Regions from separate parts of the Homo sapiens genome. Here all the other regions are linked to region 2. A link is a loop called in an ENCODE intact Hi-C map of the cell type or tissue named here. Cell type or tissue: heart right ventricle. All regions are shown on one strand.

The links. A loop is a pair of places that touch in the nucleus more often than their neighbours do. Peaks named below come from ENCODE experiments on the same cell type or tissue, not always from the same donor. Only the 100,000 strongest peaks of a DNase experiment are listed, where the experiment ranks them.
Region 1: it touches region 2 in a loop (3-fold over the local background); 17 of 110 quality-filtered maps call a loop at or near these places.
Region 3: it touches region 2 in a loop (6-fold over the local background); 63 of 110 quality-filtered maps call a loop at or near these places.

Annotation. Positions count from the first base shown.
Region 1 is chr18:24,187,694-24,195,693 of GRCh38, reverse strand. The region is part of intron 18 of OSBPL1A (oxysterol binding protein like 1A); the gene reads left to right. Among named protein-coding and RNA genes, the nearest start is that of CABYR, 53 kb to the right of the region's middle. RefSeq lists an enhancer at 5,395-5,689. In heart right ventricle, no CTCF peak of the experiment used is centred here; no DNase peak of the experiment used is centred here.
Region 2 is chr18:24,268,848-24,276,847 of GRCh38, reverse strand. The region is part of intron 15 of OSBPL1A (oxysterol binding protein like 1A); the gene reads left to right. Among named protein-coding and RNA genes, the nearest start is that of MIR320C2, 49 kb to the left of the region's middle. RefSeq lists a silencer at 2,496-2,709. In heart right ventricle, a CTCF peak has its summit at 4,636; DNase peaks (open chromatin) are centred at 1,860, 4,767 and 5,217; H3K4me3 peaks cover 3,781 bases; H3K27ac peaks cover 5,501 bases.
Region 3 is chr18:24,172,561-24,180,560 of GRCh38, reverse strand. OSBPL1A (oxysterol binding protein like 1A) reads left to right here. Exons shown (of 28, transcript NM_080597.4): 20 at 726-823; 21 at 2,366-2,548. Among named protein-coding and RNA genes, the nearest start is that of CABYR, 37 kb to the right of the region's middle. In heart right ventricle, CTCF peaks have their summits at 3,429 and 3,631 (motif pointing left); a DNase peak (open chromatin) is centred at 3,620.

The DNA of each region.
Region 1 (8,000 bases), 81 kb after region 2:
AGGTGGATCTGATGTGGGGGGAGGTAGGGAGATGGCAGCATTTCCTTTCATAGAAATCCTTGGATTCCCTTGAAGGTAGTAGTCAACACCACCACCCTGATGTCAGTCAGGCTAGGATTCTGGGTAAAGTTCTCATAACTCTTCCTAGTGTGACCTTGGACCACCGAACATGTAAGTCATGTGGCACAAAAGAATCTGCCTGGACATTACCTTTTAACATTTTGCAATTGAATGTGTACCCTGGGAGCACTCCAGAACTTTCCCTGTGCTGGGAAGTACAGTCACCTCATGCACACTTCATTCTGTGGCTTGAAATCCTGTCCGCTGCAGAGATACCCACTTTGGCATTTTTCTTTTCATTTTCTTTCTTTTTTCATTTCATTTCTTTTCATTTTTTTGAGACAGGGGCTCATTACCCAGACTGGAGTGAAGTGGTGCCCTCATGGCTCACTGTAGCCTCAACCTCCCCAGCTCAATTTATCCGCCCACCTCAGCCTCCTGAGTAGCTGGGACCACAGGCGCGTCGTGCCACACCTGGCTAATTTTTTTGTATTTTTAGTAGAGAAGGAGTGTTGCTATGTTTCCCAGGCTGGTCTCGAACTCCTGGGCTCAAGCAGTCCTCCCACCTCAGCCTTCCAAAGTGTTGGGATTACAGGCCTTAGCCACCATGCCTGGCCTCTGGCATTTTTCCAATGTCTCTCTTCTCTGAGTGGATAATGAAATCTGAAACTTCCTAAATGTAATTTCCAAGGAACAAATTTCATAAACATTAATTTTAAACAAATATTTTTTGACTCCTGCATGGAGAGTAATTCATCTAAATTTCGGAGCCTGATAATGTGGGATCTAATCCCCGCTCTCCCGCTTCCTGGCTGTGAGACCCCAAGCAAGTTGCAGTTCCTACGTGAGTAGCATTCCATCCAGTGTAGAACTAGCATCATAATTTGTACCTTAGAGGTAGGTGTATTGAGCGATAAATAATTTATGTAAAATGCCTGGAACTATTCCTGGTTTAACGTTGCGCTCAATAAATAATAGTTCATATTATCATTAATCACAGCTGAGAATGAGACTTGAGCTCTAATTTTATTTCAATTCTATTAGGATTCAACAGGACAAAGCAAATGTATATAGACAGATGACAGTAACACACGTTTGTCTCTTTGGAACTGAAAATTTCAAGATAAAAATTAGTATTTATTTGTATTCTGCAGAGTCAGTATTTTTCAAACCCTTAGTTAAATATGTTTACCTTTATGATCCAGTATGCAAATATGTATATATGCATGTCCTTAAAATTAAAATCAGTTTCACAAAAGAATGCTCATCATTACTACAAATTGTATTTTCTATTATATTAAAGTAACATTGATTCCAGCTCGTTACATTTATTTTACAACTTGTTAATGAACCAGACCCACCATTTGAAAAACACTGCTCTGAGTTACTATAGAATTTGTACTGTATCTTTGTAAGGTTATTTGGTCAAAGGAGTTTGTATGAACATTTCAGATATGGTTTAGTCTTTTTGGCCACTTTAGAATATACAGTTTTCTGTATTTCTGTTGACTGATTCCTTTCTCCTGCTCTCTCCTGTTTCACTGGGTGTCAGCTGTAGTGTTGGTGTTATGAATTTGTTCATGAAGGTGACTAGCAATCTGTCTAGTTTACGTCCAAATCGAGACTAACCATTCTTTTAAAAGATAGGAGATGATGTTATGTTGGATTGCACCTGCTATGTTCTGAAAGATACTCTGTTTCTCTAGAATGCGGTTTTACTTTTATGTTTAGGCACATAACTTCTTGTACAAGTAAATGCTTATGCTGAATCATAAATAAAATACAACAAATAAACATAGAGCTGTTTGGGTTGAAAGGGTTCCATAGAATGTTCTGAATCATATCTCTAGAACTTACTGATTCAAAGCATAGAGAGAGAGCTTCAGGGGAAGTCGTGTTTTTGGAAACTTCTTTCTGCTGAGGTTCATAGGAGACAAATGTTCTGAAAGAACATTTTTATTAATGTGGATTGAAAGGAGATCACCTAGCTTTTGGAAATATTGTTCTTTGGGCACTGTCTGCTGTAGGACCTTCTCTCTTAGGCAGCAGACACAATCAAGGTATAAGCACTAAGCGACAGTAAAGATTAAAAATGAGGAGTCTTGAGAGAGAAATACAAATATTACCACTTTTTTTTTTTTTTTTTGAGTCGGAGTCTCACTTTGTTGCCCAGGCTGGAATGCAGTGGTGCAGTCTCGGCTCACTGCAGTCTCCACCTCCCGGGTTCAAGTGATTCTCCTGCCTCAGCCTCCCGAGTAGCTGGGACTACAGGTGCATGCCACCATGCCCAGCTAATTTTTTGTACTTTTAGCAGAGATGGGGTTTCACCATGTTGGCCAGACTGGTCTCGAACTCATGACCTCAGTTGATCCACCCACCCTGGCTTCCAAAAGTGCTGGGATTACAGGCATGAGCCACCGCGCCCAGCCTGCATGTTTCTGATTCTATCACATTAATCCAAATACTTCACTTCGTGTCCTTTTTGTGGGGGTGAAACTGAGTTCTAGAAGCCATGTGTATACCTTCAGCTATCATCTCTCTTCCCTTACCTCCATTTACCCAGCTTCTTAATTTGTTAATAAGTCCTAAGAGTGGAAGAGGAAATTTGATACTGAGCCTTAGCTCTTCCTGCTCTCTGTTGTTGTGAGGAGCGTGCCAGGACAGAGTGCGGGGTGTAAGCATCCTGCGGGTGACAGCCCCACAATTCCACACTCAACCAGAGTCCTCATCCCATTTTTTCCGTAACAATTAATGCCCCAGATTTGTATGCTATGATGATATCATTTTATGGTGTAATGCTATTATTATTCAAAATATGTGGCTTTTCTAAATTCACAGTACATATTCTTATCTGCCAGATATGGTCTAGGTCTCACTCTGTCTTAGGAAGGAAAGGAAGAGGTTCTTCTCCATGCATTTGTCATCTTGGCCCCCCGTGTCTGCAGCCCCATCCCCAGCCGGGCTCACTCTGCCCCATCTCCTCCACTCCCATGCACCTGCACGTTGTACTTTACCTTTTTCCAAATAGCATTTAGCCACTTTGATTTCCAATACTGATGACATCCTTCTTTTCTTCTCCCAGTCTGTTTTGAGCAGGATTATGTTATCAAAATGTCAGATTATACAATGTGAAATGAATACTTTACCTAACTGGAATTCAACCCTAAATCTGTTTGTGGTTGAAGCTTTTACCAAACAAACAAATCTCCGGCTCCTGAGAACTAATCCTGACACTGCTTAGTCATTTGAAGCCTTTGCTTATTTCTTTCTGCTTGTTTCCCCTTTGTCACAGGACTCTTTAATCCGAAAGCCTCATGTCCTGTGTGTACCCTGTTTCCGTCCTCCTCTTCTCCTCCATCCCTTTGCTCCAGTGGCTTTCTCAGCAGGGCTCAGCCAGAGGTTAGGTCGTTGGTGTTCATGCTCAGTGACTTAGGCAACCAGCCCCAGGACCTCAGCACAAAATTTGAGGAGGTACTTGAGCTCAAGGCCATGTGCGTGCTGCCCTTGTGTGTGTTCAAATGTCTTGGAGTAATAGAATAGTCCTGGATTATTGCAAGAGGTGACAAAGGTCTGGTACATCAGGAATACCGACTACTTAAAGTGAAAGAAAAGTGTTGTATCATTCTTTTAAAGGTAGCTAGTGGAATCCACATACCATCGAGTTTTGATTGCCACTGTCATTCTGTTAAATAAATACATGAGCAAGCTATTCTTCAGTCATTGAAAAGCTTATACTTCTATGTCTCCTTTAATTTGTATTTCCATTTTATCCTTCCTATAGGATAACTCAGTTAACTTCGTGTCCTTTTTGTAGGGGTGAAACTGAGTTCCAGAAGCCATGTGCATACCTTCAGCTATCATCTCTCTTCCATTAGCTCCATTTACCGAGTTAACTCAATTGTTTTAATCTCTGAGGGTCTTTTATCGATTACTTCATCATACTTCATTACTGCAGAAATATGTATAAAAATTAAAATTTAAAAAGCTATATTCTATAAGACTTTAGTACTAAAGGTTTCTTTGCATTGTTATAAATGTTAGTATTTGATTACAATTGTAAACATTATAAAATTTATGAAAATATTAACAAAGGTAAAATGTTATGAGTGAAAATTTTTTTCAATTGGTTTTAGATATCTGAGATGAATATCACTTGCTGCTAGAATGAGACAGGATCTTCAGTAACAGTTATGTTCTTGTTTTTGAATAGATGCCAGGATTGAGAGCTTTGCTCATATTAATAGACAGATGGGAGTAGGAGTTTTTTGGGTTTTTAAAAAAATGTCCAGTAATGTCATTCAGTTCTTTGACCCCCTTCTCCACTAGATGCCAAAAGTCAGATTATATTACAGAATTTTTGTGTGTGTGATTTATAAGCTAACAACTCAATTAGGACTCCCTTCAGTGTTACTAAAAACACAACTTTGAAAAACTCTAACTTGCACAAGGTTTTGTTACCTTTCATTAGTCATTGGCTTCTTGGCCTCTGGGAAATACACCAGAGAAGCTTTTCCCAAGCTCTCCGATCTCAATTCATTGAACTGTTTTTATCACTCAGTTGTACCTTGCAATACTGAGAAAGGGTTGAGAAAATTGGAATAATTTTCACTGAAGTAAACCTTTGCCAGTATGTTTTTGATAAAATGCTTTTATCTCACCATGAATCTTAAGATGTTTCCCACAAACTGAAGGTTTAGCTCATTCATTCCAGTACAGAATGTCTGCTACATAGCCATAGGGCCAGACCTCATGCCCAGACATATCACTGGGTCAGAGTAACTGTCAGAAGGGATGAGATATTATTTCTGGAATCAGATAAACATGTGATACCCTATATGCCACCATGACAACAGTGCTATTCTTGCATTCCAACTCTAAGATAGATGCGGAGCTAGATAAGGTTTGGAGCTTTGCCAAATCTGGCATGTTATAAATACCAACTAGAGCGACAGAGGATAGAAGGAGCAAGATAGTTAAACAAAATTTGGTATCTCTACCCCCACACTCTACAGTGGTCTAAGATCAGAATGTTTCAACCTGGGGAGAAATGGCTTGAAGACCCTATTTCTCATGTCGTGTCTTTCTCTTAACTGAAACAGGACGTCAAGGAGCCCTAATGTAAGTTAATGGTTCTTGAGTAAAAGAGGCTTTGCTGGTAACAGTACTGTATCTAAACTTCCCTCTCTGGTGCCCTGGAGGTTTTCACATTTCCAGGTATAAATACTATGCCAAGATTCAGCATGGTAGGAGATTAAGTACTTTTTTTTTTTTTTTTTTTTTTTTTTTTCAGTAGCAGAGGGCAACTGTGAATGGGGAAATGAGCAAAGAGGAGCAGCACGGTCCCTCCAGTGCAGGTGCCATCTGAGACTTGCCAGTTTCTAGGAAAAAATGCATGTGGAAGTAGATTCCCTTAAAGCCACAAATGCCGAGTGATCCAGGGCAAGCTTGCAGCCCATGCTTCCATTGTTTCTCCACATTCCTGTGTAGGTGTTGTCCAGCCTTTATGAAGTCCCCTAGCAGGAGGGTTCACGCCACCTCTCAGCTCTGAAGCTCTTCAGCTCCTAAGCAGGAAGAATAGGAAAGGAATATCATTATGTTCATTAGCATTTTCCTTAGAGCTTTTCTTACCTTCTTCTCCACGTTTTCTCATTGGTTGCACTGAGGTGCCCACACTGTGGTTCAGTAAACACATGATGAACACACCGCCTTTTCCCACTCCGTGGCGCCTTCCTTTCTGCCTGCGTGTCTTTCACTCTGGCCCCTGTTGTCCCCCATGGCTGGCCTGTGAGGACTGAGGACAGAAGGCACGAGGGCAGCAGGCTCTTTTTCAAACTGCCCATCCAGAGCGGCCGCAGGCAGCTATCCCGGGACACCTTAGAGTAACTCATCTGCGTGTAATCGGTGGTATTCAGATGGCAAGAACCTCATGCAGTGATAAACTAATAGATGAGATGCTAGGCATCGTGTGGAGCGGGGGGAACTGAGCAGCATGAGATGGGGAAAGAAAGACATTTGGCCCTGCGATGCCCTCAAATGTAAGCACAATGAATTTTTTCATTATCGGTAGCTGTGGGAGGTAGAGGTGTCATAGAGGAAACATCCAGTGCCATCTTCATCTTGCAGGAGGCACGGCTCTGTCCAGGGGACAGCTGACTGCCGCCAGCCCCCGGCTGTCAGTGGAGCGAGCCCTGGGGACCCACCAGGGCTTAGGTCACACACGCGGGGGAGCACCCTGCCCACAAGCTGCTGTCTGGGCAACAGAGCAGACACACCTAGCCTAGCACTTGAGGGAATTTTTCTCTCTATAACCCAGGTCTAAAGTAGTTGCACTTCTACCCTGTTACAGTGGTTGACTTTACATTTATACAATATTTTCAATTTCAGATGAGCTCAAACTTGGCCTTGCTCTCAGGTTTCTCTAGTGCTCAAGTGAAAACACAGCCTTCTCTCCTTCTTCTCAGTTTGTCAGCCAATGAGCAGTTGCAGTTAGGAGTTTCTGCAGTTTCATCATAGGTTGCTATTAATTTGCATGGATAAATTTAAACTTTGCTATTAGCTGGAATTGCTTGGCATAAATGTTTAACTTTTCCAGCTGCCTGAAGCTCTCAATGATAGAAGTTTCTAGGCAGTGTTTCTTCCTGAAGCTTGGTCTTCATAATGTGAATTGTTGTTTTTCTTGTTATTGGAATATACACACATATTGGTTGTATACATTATCTAGAGAATGCAGCACCAGACTTCATTGGATTGGAAGTGAAAATGATGTATCAGTGAATTTTCAAGAGGTCTAAGAGGGAAGGAAATAAAATACACCTTGTGTCAGCGAGTTTTTCACTACCTCTCTAGGGAACTGTAGGTTTTAGCAATTGAAATAATTGTAAGATTATTTAAAAATAATTACAGATGATGGAGGCAATACAATTGCAAGTAAGTTGCTATATTTTAAAATAGCATGTTACACTCTTCCAAGGTCCAGGTTGTTTTTATGGCAGTCTGGGTTCTGCCTCTCCTTCCCTCTCTGTTATTTGACCCAGCCGTGTGCCTTTCCATTTTCTTGAATGCGTTCATTCTGAGTTACTAAAAGAAATGGAAAGCTGTTTAAATTATTATAGATTACAACATTTTATTAAAAGAGGCTTGTAGAATTTTAGCAGCTTTTCAAATGATTAAAAAATAAATCTACTTATTGAATTGATGATAAACCCACATCCTTTGTGCCTTGGTCTCCAGAGTTCACACCACCCTCTTTGTCATTGGCTTCAAGCCCCTGGAAAGCCCGGTGGCTGGTGTTGAGGAGCCCGTGGCTGTGGACAGCTGCCTGCCCCATCCTGCCGTGCTGTGTTTTCCCACGGAGCTGGATGTGGAGAAATGGCAGTGCACGCAGCATTGCTTTAGAGTTGCAAGATTGCATCCCTAGGCCAGTATTCCTGAGAAAACAAAGCAGAATCTCTTTGAGGGAAGAACTCCTGTCTTATAAATACTAAAATGTCATCCCTGGTCCATCTATTCCTTCCTCAATGAGTATGTGATAGTCCTTAAGAGTGTTTTTCAGGAAAAACAAATTCAAAATCAGACTTACAGGTAAAGCTCTTCCTTTCTTTAATGAATAAACTTTTAAAGTTTCTTTATGATCAATCCCACCCTGCTGTTGTGTACAATAAAGGGAAATGGAGAAAACAGGAAGGGAGCTGAGCCAGAAATGGCATAGCCTGTGTCACCTACTGGCTGTCACTGGTTGCCACTGCAGTGAACCCCTGCCATCCTGGTGTTTGGATCCCTCCTGGCCCAGGCTTCAGGAAGGGCAGCACCCTGTCCCTCACTGCCTCACCTTTTAAGCCCAGGTCCCTATGCCATGCTGCTTCTGTAGCTTCTCTGCAGCTCAGCTGCCCCTGGGTCAGGGCAAAGTATCCCAGCCATTGAGTCGTACTTGCTTTCCTGCA
Region 2 (8,000 bases):
AGGATGTACTGATATGATCTACATAATCGAGGTTTTCATAGGAGCTATAAATAAATGAGGCATTATTGTAGGAAGATTTTATTTGTAAATAAAACTGCTATGGCCTATGGCTCATGCCTGTAATCCCAGCACTTTGGGAGGCTGAGGGTGGGTGGGGGGTGGATCACCTGAGGTCAGGAGTTCGAGACCAGCCTGGCTAACATGGTGAAACCCCATTTCTACTAAAAATACAAAAAATTAGCCAGGTGTGGTGGCACATGCCTGTAATCCCAGCTACTCGAGAGGCTGAGTGAGGCAGGATAATCCATTGAACCCAGGAGGCGGAGGTTGCAGTGAGCCGAGATCAGGCCATTGGCACTCCAGCTTGGGAAACAAGAGCTCTGTCTCAAAAAAACAAAAAACAAACAAAAAAACTGCTTATGCTGTTGAGAAAATGGCAATATATAAAATACTTTGTAAAGTTGGTGGTTGATCTACTGAAGAAAAACCTAGATGCTGTTTTTAGGGTAGTTTTCTTGGAAACAGTATAACAGAATGTGAGTGCTGGGTCTTTTCTTAGCCTGGTCTGAGAGTTCCATTCAAAATGCCAGAAACTGGTTTCTGGAATTATATTTGTTTCTGTAGTTTTCCTTGCCAGAGGATGCCCTCCTCATTTTGTGTACTATCGAGCTTCCTTGATGTTAGTCATACCAATTTTTCCAAGGTAAGAACTGCCCATTTAAAGTCAGTAGAAGCTCACTTATCAAGTGTTTTATACATATTTCATGTTAAATCTCCTGACTGCTGAAAAGCTGTGACCCAACTGTATGACTGGAATGTCATACAGGCACGGTGGCTCATGCCTGTAATCCCAGCACTTTGGGAGGCTGAGGTGGTGGATCACCTGAGGTTAGGAGTTTGAGACCAATCTGTCCAACATGGTGAAACCTCGTCTCTACTAAAAATACAAAAAATTAGCCAGGCGTGGTGGCAGGCACTTGTAATCCCAGCTACTCGGGAGGCTGAGGCAGGAGAATCGCTTGAACCCAGGAGGCAGAGATTGCAGTAAGCGAGATTGCACCCTTGCCCTCCAGCCTGAGCAACGGAGTGAGACTCCGTCTCAAGAAAAAAAAAAAAAAAGAGAGTGGGACTAATTTTGTGGTATAATGGAAAGATTCAGACCCTACATTGGAACCGTCTGAAGGGTTGGAATTCTGTACTGCTTCTTTGGACTGGACACTGGTATCTTTGAAGAGAGATCATGTGTTCATGTGGACTTACAGCTCTACAAAGTCATGATCTCTTCCATTCATTTCATTTCCTTTGCTGTCGGGCAGTCCTGTAGTCATTTTGTGACCCTGATATCTTTTGTTCCCTAATGTTCTTCACAGCTCTTTTGGGCCTGCACCCGTCTCTGGCCTTCTGTCTCTGTAGTCCCCTCAGATCTCCTTCCACTCTGAGCAGAATTCCTTTGTTAAACATGAGGTAGTCACTGTATATGGCTCCACTCCCTACCACTCTTCACTCCAGTTTTTATCTGCATCTGCTCTTATACTTTCCTCTAGCCTTTTGCTGGAGGCATCTGTCTCCTTCCATTCTGCTTCTCTGGGGACCTTGCTTCAAAAAATAGCTCCTGTCTTTGGAATTCTCTACCCCCTTATTTATAGCTTTTGTCTATCTCCCTGCATCCTTTTCCAATTCCATTTTTGAAAATGTGATACTTTCTGTTTCTACTTCTTAATTTTCAGCAAGTCCACCGAAACTGTTCTTGCCAGTATTTCCTTATTGCTAAATCAAAGGACATTTAAAAATTGTCTTGCTTGTCCTCTGAAGGGCCTGGCATGTGACTACTTCCTGTTTTTTGGAATTGCGCTGTGGCTTCCACAGTGCCGCCTCTTTTGGCTTCTCCTTCCTTTGTAGCAGCTCCCCCTCAGTCACCTTCTTTTTTTTTTTTAATTTTGAGATGGAGTCTTACTCTGTTGCCCAGGCTGGAGTGCAGTGGTGCCATCTTGGCTCACTGCAACCTCAGCCTCCCGGGTTCAAGCGATTCTCCTGCCTCACCCTCCTGAGTAGCTGGGATTACAAGTGCACGCCACCACACCCAGCTAATTTTTTTGTATTTTAGTAGAGATGGGGTTTCACTGTGTTAACCAGGCTGGTCTCAAACTTCTGAACTGAAGTGATACACTCGCCTTGGCCTCCCAGAGTGCTGTGATTACAGGCTTCAGCCACCACGCCTGGCCTCAGCCACCTTCTAAAGCATTTTTTCATCTGCCTATGTATTAAATATTAGTATTACCTAGGTTTCTGCGAGTGACCTTCTCACTCCTCATATTCTCCCTGGATGATGTCACCCATTCTTTTAACTAGAATTCCCTGAGGACTCAGATGTCTCCACCTCAGACTTCTCCTGAGTTCTGATCTAATATATCCAGCTGCCTTTTGAACATTTACATATGCTTATATCAGAAGCATTTCAAAACCAACGTGTCTCAAACTGAGTTATCCATTCAACTCATAGACTTGCCACCCATTCAGTAATTCAGGCCAGGATCATGGGAACTGGCTTTGGTTCATCCTCCTTCTTCCTCCCTATCTTTAATCAAGTCCCGTCAATTTTTTTTTTTTTTTTTTTGTGAAGGAGTCTCGCTCTGTTGCCCAGGCTAGAGTACAGCGACACAGTCTTGGCTCACTGCAACCTCTGCCTCCTGGGTTCCAGCAATTCTCCTGCCTCAGCCTCCTGAGTAGCTGGGATTACAGGCACACACCACCATACCCTGCTAATTTTTGTATTTTTAGTAGAAACGGGGTTTTACCATGTTGGCCAGGCTGGTCTAGAACTCCTGACCTCAAGTGATCTGCCTGCCTCGGCCTCTCAATGTGCTGGGATTATAGGTGTGAGCCACCGTGCCCGGTTCAATTTGGTTTTTTAATATCTTGGTTGCCTATCTCCCTTTATTCTGTCTTCCCTGACTCCAGCATACAGTTCCCCATTGCTGTTCTGTGAGATAAATTCTCAAGGCTGCTCTGTTGGATGACTGTAACCATTTCCTCATACAGGCTCCACCCTTCAAAACTAGGTGAGGTGTCCCTGCTGCTCCATGAGTTCCTGGCTGTCATAGCATTTATCATATTGTATCATTATATATTCACAAACTGGAGCTTCCTAAGGAAGCAACTGTATCTTAGTTATTTTTGTAGCATGGTACTTGGCATGTGGTAGATGGTGAATAAATATTTGAATGAATGAATAATGAATGTACAAAGGAAAAAATTCAGGCTTTGGGATCAGACCAATCTGGATCTAAACTCTGCTACCTCGACCTTGAACAAATGAATATATGTTTAGGAATTCTGTTTCCACATCTGAAATTGAGCGCATATATGTGCTATTTTATGTGAGGTGCTTCAGTACAGTACCTGGCACATTTAGGAGCCATGTAGATTGCCTTTTAAAACAAGAAGGTAATTTGTTGTTCATTGTTTTGCTACCTAGCACTACTTTTATAAACTGAATTCATTCTCTAATTTTCAGGGCCTAGGGAGAGATTCTGTAGCAGGGACTCCTCTTTCCATACATGATTTTTCCAAGTACAGTAACAGTTATTATTCTGAGTGAAAAAAGTAAAAGAAATGAACTGACTTTTCAAAGATGCCATGAGGCTGGGCGTGGTGGCTCACGCCTGTAATCCCAGCACTTTGGGAGGCCAGGGCAGGTGGATCACTTGATGCCAGGAGTTGGAGACCAGCATGACCAACATAGCAAAACCCCCGTCTCTACTAAAAATACAAAAAATTAGCTGGGTTTGGTGGTGCAGGCCTGTAATCCCAGCTACTCAGGAAGCTGGGGCACGAGAATCACTTGAACCCAGGAGGTGGAGGTTGCAGTGAGCTGAGATTGTGCCACTACACTCCAGCCTGGGCGACAGAGCAAGACTCTGTCTCCAAATAAATAAATTAATTAATTAATACAATAAAATAACAATGAAAACAAAGATGCCATGAAACCTCACTGACATTCATTCCCAATTTTCCCAGCATGGCCTGGAATGGTCTTTAACACATTCTAGGTCTGTAGTGCAATTACAGCTACCACCAACTTCAATGGGACTTAAAGTACCTAGGATCTTGTGAAAGAAATATTTAATTTTGTTCATTTTTACTCTGAACTCACTAAAGTATGAGGACAGAGTTAAACACTTTAGTAAGGTGAAAGGTTTGAAACATGTTGAAACAAAAAGATTTCTTTCCCTCCATCAGAGTGTTACAGTTAACCATAAATTTCATTAACCTGAACATCCCACTTAAGTGTGGTATTTGGGTGGTGGGTTTTCCTGTCCTCTGAACCTTTGCCCTTCAAGCCTGGCTGGAATAATTTTACCTAAGTAGGTTTCACGGTAGTAGGATTAATACCGTTGTTTTCCTTGTTGCTCAGTGTCCCAACTAGGGTATAAACAATAAATATGTGAAGACTGCCTTTCAGTCTTGGTTTTGGAACCGTAAACGCGAACGCTTCAGCGTGAGCCGGAGTAAGTGACAGGCAGGACTGGAGAGAAGATTCCTTTGCTTTCCAGAGTTTCCCAAGGGGCGGGTTGGTTAAAAAAAAAAAAAAAGAAAAAAGAAAAAAAAAAAGTTGCCAGGGCCGGTGTCTCCAGGAGAGGGCCGAGCGCACAGCAGCTCTAGGACCTCGCAGGCGCCTCGGCGCGGCACTCACGTAGAGCCCAAGGAGCAGTCCCCGACCTCTCCTCGGAGGGCCGTGCAGGCTTCCCCGGCGGTCCCTACCTGCGCCTCCGCCCGCCAGCGGCGCTGGGGAAGGGGAGGAGCGGCCCGGACGCTGCCCGCCGCGCGCAGGGAGCCGCCCGCCGCAGGCCTTGCCGCCGCCCGCCCGCGCTCTCCCCGCGAGCCCCGGAGGGCGGGTCTGCGGCCGAGCCAGCGGCGGCGGAGGGGCAGCGCAGACCTCTGCGGCCCGGGCGGGCGCGGCGCGGGAGTCCTGGGCCGCTGGCGGGCAACGCCTCTGCCCGACCTCGCTGGGGAAGGCTGGCGCTGCTGCCCGGCCGGAGCCAGGGGCAGGCTGCGCAAAGGTGACTTAGGGAGACCTTGCGGGCCGCCCTGGGTCGCGCCTCCCGGATCGGCTCGCCTCGGCTCGACTGGAGGGGAGGAGGAGGAGCAGGCCGAGCGCATTCGCGCTGGAGCTTGCGAGGAGCGCAGGGTGGAGCGCGCCAGCCGGGGTCCTCGGATCTGGCCCAGGTAGGTGGGTGTATTTGCAGCTCGGTGGCTTTGCGGGGCAGCCTGGGGCCACGGAGGACGCCGGGGGACGGAGCGGGGAGGGCGGCCAGACTTGATCCAGGGATGTGAGTAGATCCAAGAATAGTTGGACGTGTGTGTGCAGAGTGGGGTGCAGCCGCGGGCGCGTGGGGAGGGGCGCACCAGCCGGGAGACCCTGCTCTCTTCCCAGTGCGGGTCTCCCTGCCGTGGGGTTCCTGCAGGAAGAGCCCCTGGGGAAAAAGCCCGTGGACTGATGTGTTTCTCAGTTGAATATTGGTATTAGGTCAAGAAGGGCTGGAGTGGGAGGAGTAAGACAGTGAAAGACATTATTGTCCTAAATAACCTTCCAAGTTAGTGATTTTTCGCATGGCTGTGCTCCGGCTGACATTGAGATGAACTTACCATCCGCTCTTCAGAGGCCGCTGAAATTCCAAGAATACGAGAAGTGCATGAGCGGATTAAGGAGAGAAAGGGAAATTCTATTTGTGTTGGGGAATGGGGAGGTGGCTTTTAACTTTAATGTTTTGATTAAGGATTTTTGATTACTCACAGGCTTTCTTTGTAGCCTAAACCAGCGGGGAATCACGTTTCCTAGCATTCAGAGCATGTGGCTAGTTGTTTTGTGCTTTCTGTTGTGCTGGATTTTTCTGGGTTTGGAGAGAGGGTGGTAAGGAGAGGAAGATGCCAGAGAAGAGCTTAGTACAGCTTTTCTGAGTTATTAAGGCTATTAAAAGTTTCTTAATTTTAATTAGGTTCAAAGACTGAATTAAGGCATTGCTTAGCAGGAATCTTTTTCGAGAGAGAAAAATGCTTGAAATGTGTGTTGGTGGAATAGTGTGTAGGCAGGAAAACGGGGTGGGGTGGGGGGTGTCTAAATACAAACTTGCTTTCCATTTTGAGGACACACCGAAGTTAATCTCCTCTCCAAATCAAATTTTTTAGTCCCTAAGCTGATGTCTTTGGCAAGGTAACTCAATTTCTGTTTAGTGGATATTTAATCTGAGCATAACTACCAGGGAGCTATTTCAGCCTCTGTCCCAGTGCTACTTTTGCCAGACTGGAGTTTTAAAGGAACTTGTATCAGCCTGAATATAGTTGCTGGACTCTAGTCTCCCCTCTTTAAAAACCCTTTAAAGGTTAAATTTAGGAGATTGTATTGACAGTGAAAGTGACCCGTATAATTTCTTTGCCCCCAGTTGTGAGCCCTGCATAATGGGGGGGAAGTAAAAGAGCCTGTTAGGTTTTCCATATTAAAGCAAAGGTCTTACTGATACTCAGGGTGGTTTATAAATAGTTTGAGCATGTTTAAATATTGTGCATAACTGAGAAAATAATTATGCAACATCATAATCTAAGCTCCATGTACAATTTTTGACATTTATCATTTACATTCTTTATAAAAAGGTTGGCTAAACTTACTACTTCTGGCATTCAAATATATGACTGTTTATCAGCTTTCTGAGAATTATAAGAAATATTTTAATTCCTCTAAAAATAGAAATTTAGAATTGTTATTCAGTCCACATTATTCAACATATATTCCTAAAATTTTCAGTTTATTTTATATATAGTCCAGAGATATAGCTACAAATTAATTTTGGAAGCAGCTAAGACATAAGTTATAAATAGAATGAAGTTTATGTAAACTGAAGCTGGATTTCATTGTGATAACTTTTGGGGAATTTTTGAACAAAATACATAAGGTTTTAATTAGCATGGTGTGTGTGTGTGTGTGTGTGTGTGTGTGTGTGTTAGGCTTGTCATGCTTGATGTGACTCAAGATCTATCCTGATAAGTTTTTGTATCTCACGATGGTACCAAGACTATAATCTGCATGTGACTGTGTTTGTCTTATTCCGTACCATATTCCCAATATAGAATGCAGTGCCTGGCTTGTACTCTGATTAATTTTGCATGAGTTATATAGGCAGACATAATTTTCCTTTCATTTTAACTTCAGAGTCTTAAGGGTGTAACCCCTATACATTTTTATAATGGTCCATTGAGGATTTGATGTCTGTTACTTTCTGTGACTTTTTTTTGAGTCATTTGATAAATATTTATAGATTGTTTACCTTATAAGAAACTGCTAGACCAGTCTGTCTTCATAAAATTAGATGACTAAAATCTATGTAGTCATCTGACTTATACCGGCGTCAGGTGACTAAATAAATTCTTACAGAAGGTGCAACATACCCAGAAGCAACAGAAGAGGGTAAATTTTAGCAAATCGTTAAGACCGGAATGGAAGGGAAAGAATAAAGAGAAAGTCCAGTCTAAAAGATAGAAGCGGGGTCCTTTTGAAGGACTTTGTAAAGTATGCTTATAGAGTTCGAAACTTATCTTGGGCAGTTAGAGTCACTGAAAGATTTTAATCAGATTTAATGAGATTTGCTCCTTATGAGAAGGATTAGAGAGGAGCACAGGCCTGCAAACAGGACGACCAGGTGCAGGAACTCAAGAGAGATAATCAGGGACTGAACCAAGTTAGTGACTGTGGAGAAGGAAAGGGGGATGCAGAGCAGAGATGCTTCAGAAACAAACGGCATGAATAGGAGCTGGTACTCCAGGGAATGTGGGGAATGAAGGTGGAGCCATAGGTGACACCCAGTTTTATGGCACAAGTCACACTGTATAGAGGTGATTAAGGTAGGGAATTGAGGGAATGTGGAAAGATGAGTTGCCTTTTGGACATGCTATTATGTTCAAGTAAGATTGTCCTTAGGTGTCTGATAAAAATTTGAGAATCATTAGCA
Region 3 (8,000 bases), 96 kb after region 2:
CGTTGTGTTAGGGGAAGAATTCAACCTTTCTTCTTTCAGACTTTCTCGGGGTGTTTCCAAGAAGAAGTTAACACATACACACACACACACACACACACAAAATAGAAAAATATGTTTGTGCTTACTTGTGTATATAAATATATATACATTGCTATATGTTAAAAGACGGCAAGGAATTGCACTTTTTAATGTTTTAGATGGAAGATTGTATATGTTGTACATGGATGGACTAGTTAGAGGTAGAGTATAGTGGACACATTGTTCTCCTTCAACAAAGCAATAGCATTCTAAACTGAGTCTTTCTGTCCTTTCATCTATATAAGTCAGCATTTTCCAACCTCAGTGGACTTAACACCAATTAAGTTGTGGAGTTTTATATCTCTTTCCCCAATCCTGGAGTGTCATACTTTTAAAAATTTTTAAATGAATTAAAAGTAACTTTGGACTTGAGGGTTTTTTAAAAGTCCTTGAGAGAATTTGTAGCACTGTTAGAGTGTGATGAAAACCATGGTTGGGAATAACACTGTAGGAAGCAACTGAAAGTAATTTTCATTCTGAATATCCAAGTTTCCATGTCCCACTGCTAGAGCCATATTAAAACTCCAAAGTAATGAAACTCCTCAAAATAATTCTGTAAATTACTGTCTTCAGCAAAATTTCAGTTCCTAAAAGAATGCGGAGCGAGCTCGGCTATTTTTGACTTGTTCTCATGCTCTGTCCCACAGTGTGTAGCTGCGTTTGCTGTATCTGCTGTTGCTTCTCAGTGGGAACGGACTGGAAAACCTTTCAACCCACTGCTGGGAGAGACTTATGAATTAGTGCGGTGAGGCCTTTCACTTGCATGCTTTATACAGCGTTGCAGATGAAGAGGAGAAATACATACATATTGGTCATCACGAATAACAATTATATAGGACTGGAGCAAGTTAACAATTTTGATGTTTGTTTCTAGGATAGCTATTATTTTAGAGACTGTCAAAAATACTGAAACATATATAAAAGGTACCATTATAAGAAATAATTGCAAAGATTTTTGTATTCCTGATCACATGGGATTAATCACCCTCCTTTTTTCCTTATGTAGATCATGAGACATGATCGAGTTTTGTTTTGTTTTTTTTTTTTACTTTAAGTTTTAGGGTACATGTGCACAATGTGCAGGTTAGTTACATATCTATACATGTGCCATGTTGGTGTGCTGCACCCATTAACTCGTCATTTAACCTCAGGTATATCTCCTAAAAATAATCATTTAAAGTTTATTAGCTGGGTTGTGGTGGCACAGGCCTATAGTCCCAGCTACTTGAGAGGCTGAGGCAGCAGGATCTCTTGAGCCCAGGAGCTCTGGGCTGTAGTGCACTATGCTGGCCAGGTGTCTGCACTAAGTTTGGCATGAATATGGTGACCTCCCAGGAGAGGGAGGTCAGAAATGGACGCAGGTCAAAACTCCTGTGCTGGTCAGTGGTGGGCTTGCACCCATCATTAGCCACTGCGCTCCAGCCTGGGCAACAGTGAGGCCCTCTTATAAAAATATCTCTTTATTAAAAAATATAAATAAAATATATTAGCATAAGTATATATTGTTTGCATGAAGCCAATGACTGCATCTGTAAGTGCAGTTCTGTTTGCTTGAGCTAGCCTGTGTCTTGTTTATATATGATTAAGGGACTTTATTTGGCTTTAGTTTTTCTATGCGTTCCTCCTCTTCTCTGCACAAGTTTTGATCTCATTTATTCCCTAGATGTTTGAAAGTGGACACACTAGATTTCTCTAATGTAAAAGGAATGATGTGTTTTAAATTTACATGACTAATATTTTTTCATGCAAATCATTCAAATTCATCTGGGTGTTCTTTGTTTTAATTTGTTCAAGTAGCTAGCATTACAACATTGGATTTGGTGGTTTGGGTTGCATTTGTATAATTTCTCATATATGAAGTTGTTTCATTGCAATGAGAATAAAGAATTGTTGGCCGGGCATGGTGGCTCATGCCTGTAATCCCAGCACTTTGGGAGGCTGAGGTGGGTTGATCACGAGGTCAGGAGTTCGAAACCAACCTGGCCAACATGATGAAACCCCCGTCTCTACTAAAAATACAAAAATTAGCCAGGTGTGGTGGTGCATGCCTGTAATCCCAATTAGTCGAGAGGCTGAGGGAGGAGAAGTGCTTGAACCTGGGAGGCAGGGGTTGCAGTGAGCCAAGATCACGCCACTGCTCCAGCCTGAGCGACAGAGCAAGATTTTGTCTCAACAACAACAACAAAAGAATTGTTTACTTTGAAAGGGCAATTATGTACATGTTTAATGATAGAGTTAATTATAATGTTGCTTTTTTTTTTCTTTTTTTTTTTTTTTAAATCTTAAGAGATGACCTTGGATTTAGACTCATCTCCGAACAGGTCAGCCATCACCCACCAATCAGTGCATTTCATGCTGAAGGATTAAACAATGACTTCATCTTTCATGGCTCTATCTATCCCAAACTGAAATTCTGGGGGAAGAGTGTAGAAGCAGAACCCAAAGGAACCATCACCTTGGAGCTCCTTGAGTGAGTTCTGATCAAGCCATTACACTCTTTTCATGTAGACCTGCCTGTAAGTGTAGACATGCACACTCAGCTGACCTTACTGTTCAAAAGCTGGAGAAAAAGAAACAGCTTTCATACAGTGCAAACTGTCTACGTCTATGTAAAAGAATTTGAGAAACATGGCAGTAGCCATTGCTAATTAATCTGGGTATGTGTAAATAGTTTAACTTGATTTTTGACTCTGGTGTTTGGATCTATTTTAAGATCGATGGAGTTAATTGCTTCATGACAGTTCTTATGAAACATGCTTTTTTATATCCTTGTGCCAATGTTTTGTTTACAGATCTTTCAAAATGAATTCACTCTGAGAAATAATGAAATGACAATTGTGTGGCACATGTTAGGCGTTAGATAAATTGGGAGTTCTCTTCTTTTGTAAGATTAGCTTTAAATCCACAATTAATTCCAGTTAGGAGAGAATAAGCATACGATACCCTATCTCTTTAACACTGATTACAACTAGATACCCCGGACAGAAGACAAAGCAACAACCCAAAGACTCTGAAAAGTAGATAGTAGCAGGCAGACTGGGGAGAGAAATCAAAACCTGAACACCAATATGGCAGTGAGTTTACTGGTTTTATATATTTCTCCCAAATCTGGCTCAGAATCAGAGCAGCAAATTGCAGAACTGGGGATTAGAGGCCGACCGAAAAAGTTCTGAGAGTAATTCTTTCTTTCTAATTAAAGGACCTAGAAAGATACCCTTGCAGGAAGTAGAGAATAGGGGAAATCCTGTTTTAATTTTGTCTCACAGCCTTGCCCCAAAGCAAGCACTAGGGTCTGTAGCTACACTCCTGCTGCGATGGTGGCTGTGGCAATCACACACGTACCTCAGAGTCCTTCTCTTTGGCCAGAGAAACTGAGTAAAGGAACCCCTGGGGTTCAAAGAGTGTGAGAGAATTCCTGTTACTTGTTTTTCTTTCTTTTCTTTTACCCCTTTGCCCCAGAAGAAGACCTAGTTGTGGGAGATACAAGACAGAGCAGAGAGGCTCAAACCCCAGCTTGCCAGCCGGAGGGGAGAGAAAGCGCCCCCTGGTGTCTAAGAGTGTTGGGGAAACCACAAAGAGGAGGGAGCTCAAGAAAGGGGTCCCCTGAAGCTGCATTATGAGTTCCTACGCTCATCCCTACACACATGCATTGAAATGACCCAGAAGGGTACACAAGGGCCTCAGGATCTGAAATGCTGTGTGGCCTGAGAGCCAGGTCCCTGGATGGCTATTGAGGGGTGGATCTGAGCAGCACTACAGAGGCTTTGAAAATTAAACTGACACTGGAATGAAAGCTCACAGGAGGAGAGTCAGGACTTCTGGCCTGAAACTCTGTTAATTGCCTACTAAAAAAAATTTTTATCAGTATTCTCCAGAAGAGGTTAAGAGGACAGAGTCTTACAATATTCAGGTGTGCAGAATACAATCCAAAATCATTCAGCATACCAAGCAACAGGAAAATCTCAACAAACTAAAATAGAAAAAGACATTTTAGCCAAAAAAAAAAAATAGAAGTATTTTTGGAAATTTTAGTACTAAAAATATAGTAATAGAATATAATAACTGGGATAGGCTCAATGGCAGAATGCAAATGTCAAAATATGTAAAGGATGTGTATGTTGAAAACTACAAGATACTGTTGAAAGTAATCAAGAATTACCTCAGTAATGCAGAGACACACTGTCTCGATATATTTGGAAGCCTCAATTATAGTTAAGATGTCAGTTCACCCCTCACTGATCTATAAGCAGTCTGTATGAGCACAGTCCAAATCAAAATCCCAAGATGATTTTTAATAGATACAGAGAAGTTGATTCTAACTTACGAATTCTAAGTTTGTATGGAAAGGCAAATGACAGAACAGCCAAAATAATTTTGAAAAGGAAGAACAGAATTGATGGACTCCCACTACCCAATTTTAAGGCTTAATGCTAAAGCTGTTGTAATCAAGACAGTGTGGTGGTGGCCAAACTATAGACAAAGTATAGATTAATGCGACGGGGAAGGGAATCCAGAAATTGACCCGCAGAAATGTGGTCAGTTGATTTTTGACAAAGCTGCAAAGGCAATACAGCTAAGAAGAATAGTCCTTTCCACAGACAACCATCTGTGCTATGGAGACAGTTGGACATCTATATGTTAAAAAATGAACCTCAAACTAGACCTCACGCCTTTTACAAAAATCAGCTCAAAATAGATCATTTACGTAAAATGTAAAACTAAGGGTTTTGGAAGAAAACATAGGAGAAACTCTTACAACTTTGGATTAGGCAAAGAACTCTTATGGATATGATACCAAAATTATAACCCATAAAAGACAAAAAGTGATAAATTAGATGTTATTAAATTAAAAACCTTATATCGAAAGATACTGTTCAGAGAATGAAAAGATAAACTATAGAATAGTAAAAATTATTTGCAAATCATATAGCCAACAAAGGACTTGTAGCCACAATATATAAAGAATTCTTAAAACTCAACAGTAAGAAATGATAAGGTCAGGCGCAGTGACTCATGCCTGTAATCCCAGCACTTTGGGAGGCTGAAGTGGGAGGATCACTTGAGCCCAGGAGTTAGAGACCAGCCTGGGCAACATAGTGGGATCCTTGTCTCTAGTAAAAGATTTTAAAAATAGCCAGGTTTGGTGACATGCACCTATAGTCCCAGTTGCTTGGGAGGCTCAGGTGGGAGGATCTCTCAAGCCCAGGAGTTCGAGGCTGCAGTGAGCCATGATTGCGCCATTGTATTCCAGCCTGGGCAACAGAGTGAAACCCTGTCTCTGGAACAACAACAACAAAAAAGAACAATAAAAAATGAATAGATACTTCATATATATATATATATGTGTATATATATATATATATATATATATATACATACACATGGCAAATAAGCACATGAAGTCAGCTGATTGCAGTGGCTCACACCTATAATTCCAGTTACTTAGGAGGCTGAGGCAGGAGGATTGCTTGAGGCCAAGAGTTCAAGACCAGCCTAGGCAACATAGTGAAAATCCGTCTCTAAAAAAATAAAGTAAAATAAATTTAGCCAGGCATGGGGACACATGCCTGTAGTCATAGCTACTAGGGAAGCTAAGGCAGGAGGGTCACTTGAGCCGAGGAGTTCGAGGCTGCAGTGAGCTATGATCCACCACTGCACTCCATCCTAGGTAGTAGAATAAGACCTCATCTCTAAAAAAAAATAAATAAAAATTTAAAAAGATGTTCAACAGCATCAGTTATTAGAGAACTGCAGAGTTAAAACCACAATGAGCTATCCTATTTATACCTATTACAATTTATATTTATACCTATTACAATGTCTAAAATCAAAATAATTGTAAACATTGACAATACCAAGTGCTGACAAGGATGTGGAGGAGCTAGAAATCTCATACAGGTTGAGTATCCGTTTTTTAAAATATACCAAAAGTGTTTTGGATTTTGAATATTTTCAGATTTTGTAATATTTGCAATATACCTACTGGTTTAGCATCTCAAATCCAAAATTCCAAAATCTGAAATACTCCAGTGACCATTTCCTTTGAGTGTCATGTCAGTGCTCAAAAAGTTTCAGACTTTGGAGCATTTCAGATGTCCAAGTTTTGAATTTGGAATGCTCAACCTGTGTATTGTTGGTGTTGGAATGTAAAATGGTAGAGCCACCCTGGAGAACAGTTTGGCAGTTTCTCATCCAGTTAACCTTATGTTTACCACATGACTCAGCAATATCACACCTAGGTATTTGCCTTAGAGAAATGGAAACTTACGTTCATCCCAAAACCTGTATACAAATGTTTACAGTAGCATTATTCATCATCACCAAAAACTGAAAACAGCCCACATGCCCTTCAGTGGGTGAATGGTCACACAAACTGTGGCATATCCATACAGCGGAATCCTACTCAGCACAAAGACTGATACGTAGAACAACACAGATGAATTTCAGGTGCATTATACAAATTGAAGATGCTAATCTCAAAAGGTAATCTACATTTATATGACGTCTGGAAAAGGAAAAACTATTGCAATGGAGAACAGATCAGTTGTTGGGGATAAGGAGTGAGTTGGAGATCCAGGGATTAGGAGTGGAGAAAGGTTTGACTACCAGGAGAAGTATGAACAAAGTGTTTGTGGGTGGAGGAGTTGTTTAGGATCCTGATTGTGTTGGTGGTGGTTACACAGATCTGTGCAAGCATAAACCTGAGTACCAACAAAAATGAATTTTACCTTATGTAAATTAAAAGACACATATCTAAGGACAAATATATGAAGGTGCAGCGGTGGCTCACGCCTGTAATCCCAGCACTTTGGGAGGCCAAGGCGGGTGGATCACCTGAGGTCAGGAGTTCGAGACCAGCCTGGCCAATATGGCAAAAACCCATCTCTACTAAAAATACAAAAATTAGCCGGGCATGGTGGCACGTGCCTGTAGTCCCAGCTCCTCGGGAGGCTGAGGCCCGAGAATCACTTGAACCCGGGAGGTGAAGGTTGCAATGAGCCGAGATCACGCCACTGCATTCCAGCCTGGGTGACACAGCGAGACTCTGTCTCAAAAAAAATAAAAAGTAAAATAAAACTTTTTTTTTAACTTTTATTTTAGGTTTGGGGGTACATGTGCAGGTTTGTTCTGTTGGTAAACTGTTGTCATGCGGGTTTGTTTCGTCACCCAGGTACTAAGCGTAGTACCCAATACTTATTTTTTCTGATCCTCTCCCTCCTCCAAACCTCCATCCTGAGGTAGGCCCCAGTGTCTATTCATCCCTTCTTTGTGTTCATGAGTTCACATCATTCAGCTCCCACTTATAAATGAGAACATGTGGTATTTGGTTTTCTGTTCCTGCGTTAGTTTGCTAAGAATAATGGACTCCAGCTCCTCCATATTCCCAGAAAAGACATGATCTTGTTCTTTTTTATGGCTTCATAGTATTCCATGGTGTATGTGTGCCACGTTTGCTTTATCCAATCTATCATTGATGGGCATTTAGGTTGATTCCATGTCTTTGCTGTTGTGAACAGTGCTGCAGTGAACATTCCCGTGCATGTATCTTTATGGTAGAATGATTTCTATTCCTCTGGATATATAGGATTATAAAATCAGAGTTTATTCACATAGATGAGTTTTTTTCCTTTGGTGAGCTGGAGGGTACTTTCTCTAGAAAGTGCTAAATAGACTTTTTATTTTGTGTCTCTACTTTAGCTTTTTTTAATGTTTCATGACACTTTTGAATGCTTAAAATGATTATGTACGTAGTTTATTTGGAGTTTGGTGGAAGTATAGAATTTTTTCTTAAGCTGTTACTCCCTTTTAAGAAACAAGAATGGGCAAATGATCCCAATTTTATGGTGAGTTAACATCAATAGAATTTTTAAAGGCTTAGAACGTAGTTATCTCAAGCAGCCTGGTTTGTTATTCTGAGTAAT